2 separate regions of the Homo sapiens genome follow, and region 2 is linked to region 1. A link is a contact called in ENCODE Hi-C data. All regions are on one chromosome and are shown on one strand. The core of a region is the stretch at or near the end of the contact, and the rest is flanking DNA. Distances in the headings are between cores, read along the strand shown. Region 1 holds the start of MTERF1 (mitochondrial transcription termination factor 1). Region 2 holds the start of SEM1 (SEM1 26S proteasome subunit).

Region 1 (5,145 bases), core at 1,433-3,932:
GGAGAAGACATTCAGGCTGAGAGTAAGACCTGCCACTAGAAATAAGGTCCAGGAAGGCAGGGGCTTTGTCTTGGTTTCCACTATGTCCCCTAACTTGAAAACAGGGCCTGGAATGTGAAGGTGCTGAAAAAATGTTCATTGAATAAACAAATGAAATACAGGCAAAGTATATACAGGTCCTATTGTAAAACATCATAAAGGACGATGAGGCAGTAGTCATTTCTCTTACTGGAGGTAATGACATTTCAAAAATCACTGAAGAAATACAATAAGAAAGAAACCTAATTAATTATACAACATCCTAACCCAACCATTATTACACTTCTATTGTTATACTTTCAGTATTTTATAATATGCAATTAAAATAGATTTATAATCAGAAAATTTCTGATGGGAAATATGGAACTTATTTTCAAAAGAACCAATCTGCCTTTACCGACAAAATATCACTAAAAACCAACATAGGTGATGTTACCTAAGTAAGTCTGAAATAATTATTGATAGCTAAATCAATACAACAAAGTATGTGGTATAAATCTTAGAGTTACTGGTAAAGAAAATATAAGACATGCATTCTCTTGCTAGTTCCTACTGTATGGGTTTCAGTGTTCTCATTTGTAAAATGAGAGGGCTGGGGCTCAATAATCTCAAAGGTTATTTTATTTAATTTAATCTCTAAATTTTATTTTACATGCCGATTGTAAAGCAGTTTGTGTGTGTGTATATACATAATATATAATAATATTAATTCAGACATAGGAGCTCCTTCCATGCAGAAGGAATATAGATTTTAGAAATTCACATTTTAAAAGCCATCTCCAATTTTTTGGGACTAATTTTTACCTGGAGGAATTGCAGTAAGTAGTTTACTTAATAGATAGACTGATTATTAGTATTTTAAATTCCCAAAGATAAATCTTTATCCTTCTAAACCAACAAAACAGAGAGTTAATTAAAAACAAAGTGACAACAACAACCCAACTAGGAGTAGTCAAAGGGGAAGAGTGATGGTAAAACGTAATTGGTTCATTGGCATAGAAATGGGATAAACACGCCGGGTGCGGTAGCTCACGCCTGTAATCCCAACACTTTGGGAGGCCGAGGTGGGTGGATCATGAGGTCAGGAGATCGAGACCATCCTGGCCAACATGGTGAAACCCCGTATCTACTAAAATACAAAAAAACAAAAAAACAAAAAACAAAACAAAAAAATTGCCGGGCATGGTGGCACGCGCCTGTACTCCCAGCTACTCGGGAGGCTGAGGCAGGGGAATCGCTTGAACCCGGGAGGCAGAGGTTGTAGTGAGCCGAGATCGCGCCATTGCACTCCAGCCTGGCAACAGAGTGAGACTCCGTCTAAAGGAAAAAAAAAAAAAAAAAAGAAAAAGGAGAAAGAAATGGGATAAAGAAAATTCTTTTTCTTTCTTGAGACAAGGTTCACTGTGTCACCCAGGCTAGAGTGTAGTGGCACAATCACGGCTCACTGCAGCCTCAACCTCCCAGGCTCAGGTGATTCTCCCACCTTAGCCTCCCAAGTAGCTGGGACTACAGGCACCTGTGACCACGCCTGGCTAATGTTTGTACTTTTTGTAGAGATGGGGTTTCACCATGTTGGCCAGGCTGGTCTCGAACTCCTGGCCTCAAGCCATCCTCCCGCCTTGGCCTCCCAAAGTGCTGGGATTACAGGCATGAGCCATCGCGCCCGGCCAGAAAATTACATCATTAGGCTTGTACATGGAGGAGTTAGTAATGCCTGAAATTTTTCCTCTTTGTAGAATTCAGGGTCAATCCTGTTGATCCTGTGTTTTTTTAAGGACCAAATCACCATCGTCTCCTGAGGATAACTCGACAGACACAATTAATTCATTAATGTAGATATTATCTTTCTTTTGATGGTCACAGGAGAAGTGCCTTGAATTGAAGCTTTATCTCTTCCATTGTCACCATCACTAGGCAGGTGAGGCTGACAGGACCGCGTGGCTTAAGGCAACGCCTCGGGAGGGAGCAAAAATGCATCCACTGTGGAGATGAGGTTTCGGTTGCCTCCATTCTTTAAATAGCGCAAACCCTCACAATGTCAAAAGAATCATATTTGAATTCGAACTGCAAGTAAGGAAATCGAAGTATACTAGAATTGATTTCCAGCCTGAAGGCGGATGCTGAATTCAGACCAGCAGTGACACTCCAGGATTTCCACGGTAGTTCATTAAAGGAGGAGAATCTGGGACTAAACAGACAGAGTCTACACCCGCTTATCCTGCACCAAAAAACGCCGAGATGTTCATCGGCATCGCGTTAGTCACATTAGCAGCAGCAATCGCATTATCAAAAACTGCAACACGCATGTAAATAATAGCTACTTTTCCACCACGTGTCGTCGGCCGGCAGTGGATGCCCCCTGTAGGATCCCTATAAGATGCCTTACAGTTCCCCACGGACATCTGCCCAGGCGACTGGGAGTCCCAGGCCCCACCCCACCCTCCAAACCCCTTCTTTGGCGTTCAATACCCCGCGCTCACCGCGGTCTCTTGCTGCCCCCTGCCAGGCCCCTAGCGTCGGGCTGCGAAGGGCTGAAGTACCGCCACGAGGGGGCGCAGGACCAACGACATCACCTCTGCGCGCGACCCGAGGCCGGAAGTTAGTCTTTTCCACTTCCGCTCCTCCTAGCCGCTCCGGACCCCAGAGGCGGAAGTAAAAGCGAACTACAGTGGATGGGTGCAGTTCAGGGTGAGATTGGGAAGGTGGTGAGGCTGTGCTTTCCTTTCTTTTTGTTAAGAAGTGGGTGTGGGTGACTGCTGTACAGTGCAGCCCTTTGCAGATTTGTCTTTGGAGGAGGAAGAGGGATGGAAAGAGCCTTCGGTGTGGAATTACCTTGGTTTTGAGTTAAGAAAGACCCACCTGGGTTCGAACCCTAATGCTTCAGCTAGCGAAGGCAGGCTAGTATGGGAGCTCGGCGCTGTTTCAGATTTTGTAATTTTAAGGCTTATGCCTACCTTTTAAATTGTTGTGGGGAGTAAAGCGAGACAATATATATGAAGCACTTAGCTTTGGTACAAAACGTATTCGTGATTCCGCTACCTTTTCCCATCATATGTAGGCATGTACTTGCCGTTTTCTTTTCTGTATGTCTGAGAAATGTTGTTTGCAAGAGGTAATGCATCTCACGAGAACATAATGCAACGAGAACGTTAGCTGGGATCGATCTCTTATTTTGTATTAGGAAGGCCTGAAATATTTTGCCTTTTTTTTGTGTGTGTGTGTCATTTCCAGAGATAGCTGTTCTCCAGCCTTTCTGGAGGGATGCAGAGCCTTTCCTTAGGACAAACAAGGTGAGAAATGCATGTAAAGATCTCCAAACTTAGCTTGCTGTATCAAAAGAAGACCAGCTGGAATGTGGTATTTTAGGGCCAGTGATTAGTTATTTCCATTAACAGCCTTTTTAACAGGCCAGTTGTGGGGCAGAGGCGAACGTAAATCTTTTTTTAGACCCCTCATACTACAAGCATAGAAATTTTCAGTGTTTGTTAAGTTTGAACATTAGCCCTTTGGATAATGGTTTTGGTTAATTAAAAAGTCAATTTGAGAAATAGATCGAAGTCAATTTTTGAATAGGTACCATTTTTGAAATTTGTACGTGAGGAAAGTTGCTAACTTTCTTGTATTAGGCTATTTAGATGTTCATTTACCCTACTAGATATTATGAGTATTTTGAATGGAGATCCGTTGCTAAGAGTAAAGCATCATGGAGAATTTTGAAGTGTGACTTTTTTGGTACTAGAAACCGAAAAATAGATAAAGATAATTTGTATTTTCCATTGTTTTTCACACCAAAGGCCAGTTTTACTTGTTTAAATTTTTTCATCTGACTGCAAAGTAACACATATTCATTAAATAAAGTCCCAGTATTTCAGAAGTAGTACATAGCCTCTAATAATCTTTCAGAAATAAGTGTCATTCCACTTTCCCCCTCTGTATATATTAACGTCCCCCTCCCCGCCTTTAATATACATGGCATTATCCATACTGTTAAGCAGTTTGTCATGTAGAATATCTGACATCTTTTGATTGCAGTAGATCGGCCTTTATTTTTGGCACCTTTATAGTATATTGCATAGATGTACCACAATTTATTAATTATTCTATTGGTGGCCATTTGGGTTTCTTCTTCTTTGTTATAGCAAATAATGTTATGATGGTCATCCTTTTTCTTTCTTTCTTTTTCTTCTATTTTCTTTTTTTATGAGACAGATTCTTGCTCTGTTGCCCAGACTGGAGTGCAGTGGTGCAATCTCAGCTCACTACAACCTCCGCCTCCCAGGTTTAAGCAGTTATTGTGCCTTAGCCACCTGAGTAGCTGGGATTAGAGACATATATCACCATGCCTGGCTAATTTTAGTATTTTTAGTAGAGATGGGGTTTCGTCATGTTGGCCAGGCTGATCTCAAACTCCTGGCCAACATCTCAAAGTGGTGAGATTATAGGTGTGAAGCCACTGTGCTTGGCCTAGTCATCCTTTTTCATAACAAACACATATTGTCTTTTTTTCTTTTTGAGATGGGCTCACTCTGTCATCCAGGCTGGGGTGCAGTGGCTAGATTATGGCTCACTGCAGTCTGGATCTCCTGGGCTCAAGCAGTCCTCCTACCTCAGCCTTCTGAGCAGCTGGGACTATAGGTGTGTGCTGTTACAGTTGGCTAATGTTTTGATTTTTTGTAGAATAAGGGTCTCACTTTGTTGTCCAGGCTGGTCTCAAACTCCTGGGTTTAAGCAATCCTCCCACCTTGGCTTTCCAAAATGCTGGCATTACAGGTGTGAGCCGCTGCCCCTGGCCCTTTTTTCCCCCTTTGGATAATCTCCAAGAAGTGGAAATGCTGAATTAAAGGCTATGAACATTTAAAATTGTGGCAGCTGGTGCCAAATTCTGGTCCATTAACAATATTTGAGAATTTCCTCTGTTTCCTCATATGTTCATTAACAGTCAATATTATTAATTACTGTTTCTAAGTTTAGCTGAGACCACACATGTCATTTTTAGAGTAAATTTACTGCATTTTAGTATTGTAATCAAGACCAAATTTCTAGGTTTAGCTGAGACCACACATGTCATTTTTAGATGTCATTTTTAGAGTAAATTTATTGCATTTT
Region 2 (5,311 bases), core at 889-3,388, 4.8 Mb before region 1:
AAGCAAACCATATAAATAGGGCTGTTGAGAGGAGGATTAAATAAGAAAATACACAAAATGGGTTTAGCCCAGTGCCCGATACAAAGTAAACACTAAATATACATTATTAGAGGGACTGACTTCCTCAAAAAGTATTAAAAAGATATCATCAAGGAAACAAAACACACACTTAGAGACTTTAAGCGTTGACAAGGAGAATATGAAATATTTAAAAATATAAGTTCCTTAGTTAATAATAGCTAACATGTATTGATCACTTATTATGTGCCAGGCATTGAACTATGCACATTATATACATAATCTCCTTTAATCTTAACTGTGACTGCGAATAACCAAAATGTATTACAGAGAAATTAAGTAATTTGTCTAAACTCCCCTTTAGAAGGAACTGAGCCTAGATTTATAATACAAACTGGTCTGCAAATATGTATTCTTAATATCATTTTCCAAAATTATTCCCCGTGCCACGACCCTTGAAATGCAAAGTTGCTCATTGTGCCATGTGCCATGACATTTATGGCCGTACCACCCTGAACATGCCCCATCTCATCTGAAATAAGAAGTTATTTAAGTTTCAGCATTCTGGATTTCACAAACCAGTACAATGGAAGAAAGGGCAGGGGTGGTGGAACTTGACGTAAGATTGTTGATTTTTAAATCAACAATCTCTCTTTAAATTGAATATAGTTTTAGGGGGAAAAAATCACCATATTGCTGTTGATTTTTTTCTTTTGCTAAGGATTGATACAAACTTCATCATATATCAAATGAAATAAATAATAGGTCCAGGAACTAAAATTTGGGTTTTCTGATTCCTTGGCAAAATCTTTTTTTTTTTACCTTCTTTAAAAAATTATTTTAATTGACAAATAAAAATTGCCTATATTTGGGAGCACATGTTTTAAAATACAAATACATTGTATAATGACTAAATCACACTAAATAAGATATGCATTACCTGACATAATTTTTTTGGTAGTGAGATACCATTATTTTCAGTAATCTATATAAATCAAATAGTATAAGAGATACATTTTTTAAAAATTTCATCTAATTGTAGTTCTTGGCCAAGTTTGTTCTACATTTAGTTATTCAATTTTCTGTATTCCCAAACACTCTGTTCATTTCTCACTAATATTAAGATGCAGATTCAAGTGGATTACTGTGTTTCATTGTGATTTATCTGTTTACATGTCTCTGAGCAGCATATAAGCTCCTTGAAGAAAGGGACCTTGTCTATACATGTTTGATGCACAGCTCCTGGTAAGCGGTATGACCTTACATTGTTGAATAAAGGAATGGCATTTATAGATATAATCTGGAACATGTATCAACATTTACAATAATACTCAATTTGTGTACGTATATTCCATAATATTCATCCATATACATCCATATATTATATATAGAGTTCCATGAAGTTCACTACTGTATTCAAAATGATATTCAAATGCTATTCAAACAATTCTAAATGATATATTTTGAACACCATAAAATGTTACACAAATCCATAAATAGCATTACTGTATAATAACCTGTAAACCAGAGTTACTACACACACATACACACCACACAAATTCTATTTAAAAAGCTATTTTACCACAAAGTAATTCTAAGACCTTATAAACACTGCCTAATGGAAAAGTCTGGAGATTGGAGCCAGGCAAAAAAATCTGCATTTCGGTTGTCTAGAACTACCTGAGTGACTTCGGCTGCTTCCTACCGAACCTGAATTTTCTGTGATGTGGAGACATTTAATACCACCTTTAGGGAACTGGCTTAAGGACTGGAGGTAATAACGTATGTGAAGGGCTGATGAATGTTTGCAGTCACACTGTAGTCTCTCTAGAGTTCCTTCCTCGGTTGCAAACTAAGGGTTTTTTTGTTTGTTTGTTTTACACATTATGAGTCTCTTATAGTCAGGAAAACTACACGGATCTCAACTTTGGCAATACAGAGAGTCCGAATAACAAGGTAGAGACCAAAAAAAAAAAAAAAAAAAAATCACCTCTACAACTCGGAAAAAGCGCTAACCCCGCAGGAAGCGCTGGGCCGACCTCCAGTATCCCAGCATTCCTCGCGCTGCTCCCGTATTCTTTCCCCAAGTCTCTATGGTAGCGTCAGCGTCGGAGGCGGTAGTGACGGTGGCGTTTCCTTGAGGAAGAGTGAGGGTTCCAACTTTTCTGCTTATCTGGGAGGTGTTGGGCGCGGACAGTCGAGATGTCAGAGAAAAAGCAGCCGGTAGACTTAGGTCTGTTAGAGGAAGACGACGAGTTTGAAGAGTTCCCTGCCGAAGGTAACCGCTGGGCCCCGGTTTCTGTGTCGCGCGAACGGTGACTCAGGCCTCCGTGTGGAGGTAGCTTGGGTGCTCGGGCCCAGCTGGGGGCACCGGCGGGAAGTTTGGACTCCCAGGGCCGGCACTCGAGGCGCTAACGCTCACCCCTCAGTGGCGCCCCAGATTCGGGTTTGGGGTGTTGCGCTGGGACTCACTGGTGAGGCCCAATGGCTTCGGCTTCCTCACTGGGAGGAGCCACCGTGAGTCTGGACCCATAGCCCCGCGTCTGTGATGGTTGGTCCATTTACTGTTCACCTGGGTTACTCACCACTTAAACTTAGTTCAAGTCTACATAACCTCCTTTTCTTTTTGTTTTAGCAGTCTTTCTTTGTCTTTAAACCTTTCCAGAATTGAATTGTCAGTAGTTACGCCAATGCTGCTTAACTTTTAGGATGTTACAAATGAAGCCTCATTAAGTAGGATAGGAGGGTAAGATACGGGGTGCTTAATACACATTATTGCCTCATTCCTGTTCCTCACCATTTTGATCACTTAACTGTGACCTAACTTAATGCTTTATAAGACCCTAAAACTTGCCGGGTGTGGTGGCTCACGCCTGTAATCGCAGCAGTTTGGGAGGAAGAGGCAGGAGGATCACATAAGGTCAGGAGTTCAAGACCAGCCTGGGCAACATAGCGAGACCCTGTCCCTACAAAAATAAAATATTTTTTTAAAAGAACCTAAACCTTACACATTTTTTTTTTTAGCTTCAAAACTAAAGACCTGGTTTTTTCATTGTAGATAATAGCAAATTGCTAACATTTATTGAGTGGCTGTTGTTTTCAGGAACTTGTCTAAGTGCTTTACTTGTAATAGCATATTCCACTTTCATAAATATAAGAAGTAGGCCTCAGTATTGCCATTCTTCAGATAAACTGAAGCTCGGAATGGTTAAGAAACCTTCTGATGTCTCATAACTAGTTAGAAATAATAGAACTGGAACTGGGAAACCTGGCCTGATTGACACCAAAGCTCTTAACTTCAGCTGTACTGCTTCTGTTTGTGAGATTGCTGTTGCCAGTTAGGTTTTCAAAATAGGCTGCTTTATTGGCTGATGGTTGATGAGTAGGATTTGTAAATATTTACCTTATAAGAAAAGGAGATTACTTTCTGAAGGTGGTAGAAAGAGAATTGTGGTTAATGGGGTACACATCCTGTTGCATCAAGCAATTACTACTTCACTAAAATTGTCCCAAGTTGTATACCCTATGATGATCCTATTGTGCATAAAACCACATAGCTGGAACATTTGTTCTATTTATAATGTACTGTTACTTTGTTTAGTGGAAGAGAACATTAGTGTACATGCTACAGAAACTGGTAAACTAACCCAAAGCACATTTCTTTTCAGTTCTGGAATTAATTATGTGTTGTAGGCATTCTTAGTTTTTTGTTTTGGTAATGGATTTATCTATTCAGTCATGTTTTCTTTAGCTCGCTTTCAAGTTGCTTCATAATCCGCCAACATAGAGCTGTGTCGTAGAAAGCTGGCCTATTGAAGGTAGGATCTACTTCTTACTCAAACTTAATACTTCAAATAGCATTCTTCATTATCATATACAGGGTGGAATGTTAGGCACTTTATTTGCATTACATAATCTAATTATCACTATCACCTTGAGAATATGGAGGCTTAGAGACAAAAAGAAAAACAAACAAACAAAACTTGCCATTATGTCCAAGCCAGGATCTGAAAGGTCTAACTCCCTGATCCAAACTTTATCTGTAACATTTAGCAAAGTGCCTGATACATAGTAGGTGGTCAATAAATGCATGTTGAATGAATGATGAATGAACCCGCATTTAAAATGAGTAGTTAGTTGATAATTGACTGCTTAAAAACGATCTAGAGATAACTATGTACCTGATGGTACACTTGATTTTTTTCAGCAACTTTCATCAGCTTTTGCGAGTGTAGTTTGTGCTTGTTCTAAGTTTATATGTGAGCAGCAATTTTTCAAAGTGTCAGTAGTTATATAGTAAAACAAAACAAAAAGGTAAAAGGAAAAGCAAAAAAAAATTATTCTTTCTAAGGACAAAAGACTCACAACAGACTTGTTTATTAACATTAAGTAATTGACCATTTATGGGTCTCCTTACAGAATGTTTGTTGTCTTCAGGTATAAATGTGTAGAATTAATTCATTCAGGAAACTTTCCATTTTAGAGTGAGAAACATTTTTAATGCCTTTATTTTGTTCAAGTTTCTCTTCTCTGGTTTATGATTTGGAGAGGTTTTTCTTAATTTGAATTTGTGAGAAAATCATCCCACAAGGTGAAACCACTCAATATTTACTCATGAAAGTTGTTCTGATGAGTAACAAAAGCAAAAGAAAAACACTTCAGAAAATATCACCAAAGAATTATTTCTTTTCTGAGAATCTACATTTCCGACATGTTTTGGTCTAGTCAAGGTTTAGAGTCTGTTACTATTCAAAATGTGATCCATGAAACAGCAGACTTGGCATTGCCTGGGAGCCTGTTAAAATTGCAGCATCTCATCATTCCTCAAACCTAGACCTACTTAATCAGTGTGGGCTTTACCAGGATTCCTAAGAGAGATGTTTGAAAAAACATTAAAGTTTGAAAAGTATTACTTTAAAACAGTGACCTATTTTCAATCTTTTGGTATTTGAGTTTTCACTTCAAGTATTAATGCCCTGATTTACTTTCAAGTTCTTTCTGTACTTTGGAAAATTATTTTTCTTGTAAGTATGCCATTGACAAATTCACTAACAGATACAAATTAAAATTGGTGTTGTTAAGGCAGCCTATGAACATCTCTGCAGTCTATAACAGATCTTACTTTCAAACGCTTTGTTGAGTGTCAGTGCTCCAGAAAGTGGATTTTATCCACTCTCGGGTAACTTGGAGTATAGAGGTTGCCACATGAAAGTCGTTACTGGTGGTTCGACTAATAGATTTTCTTTTGGGAGTGGGTCTTTCTTTTGGGAGTGGCGTTGCTACATCCCATCTT

Evidence for each region. Hi-C counts contacts between places; a loop is a spot of excess contacts on that map. Pooled maps may share reads with other maps.
Region 2: a map of CD8-positive, alpha-beta T cell shows a loop between it and region 1 (18-fold over the local background). The contact joins the promoter of SEM1 here to the promoter of MTERF1 in region 1. A Hi-C loop is called at or near these places in 2 of 168 maps with a recorded cell type or tissue (CD4-positive, alpha-beta T cell and CD8-positive, alpha-beta T cell) and 6 of 50 pooled maps.

What each region holds. Positions count from the first base shown.
Region 1 is chr7:91,878,239-91,883,383 of GRCh38, reverse strand. MTERF1 (mitochondrial transcription termination factor 1) reads left to right here and starts at 2,682. Exons shown (of 3, transcript NM_006980.5): 1 at 2,682-2,727; 2 at 3,271-3,329. The coding sequence starts at 3,301. It overlaps LOC112267986 (a long non-coding RNA gene), which reads right to left and starts at 2,582. Exons shown (of 2, transcript XR_002956514.2): 1 at 2,520-2,582.
Region 2 is chr7:96,706,673-96,711,983 of GRCh38, reverse strand. It overlaps SEM1 (SEM1 26S proteasome subunit), which reads left to right and starts at 2,138. Exons shown (of 3, transcript NM_006304.2): 1 at 2,138-2,296. The coding sequence starts at 2,221. RefSeq lists enhancers at 1,864-1,953, 2,124-2,323.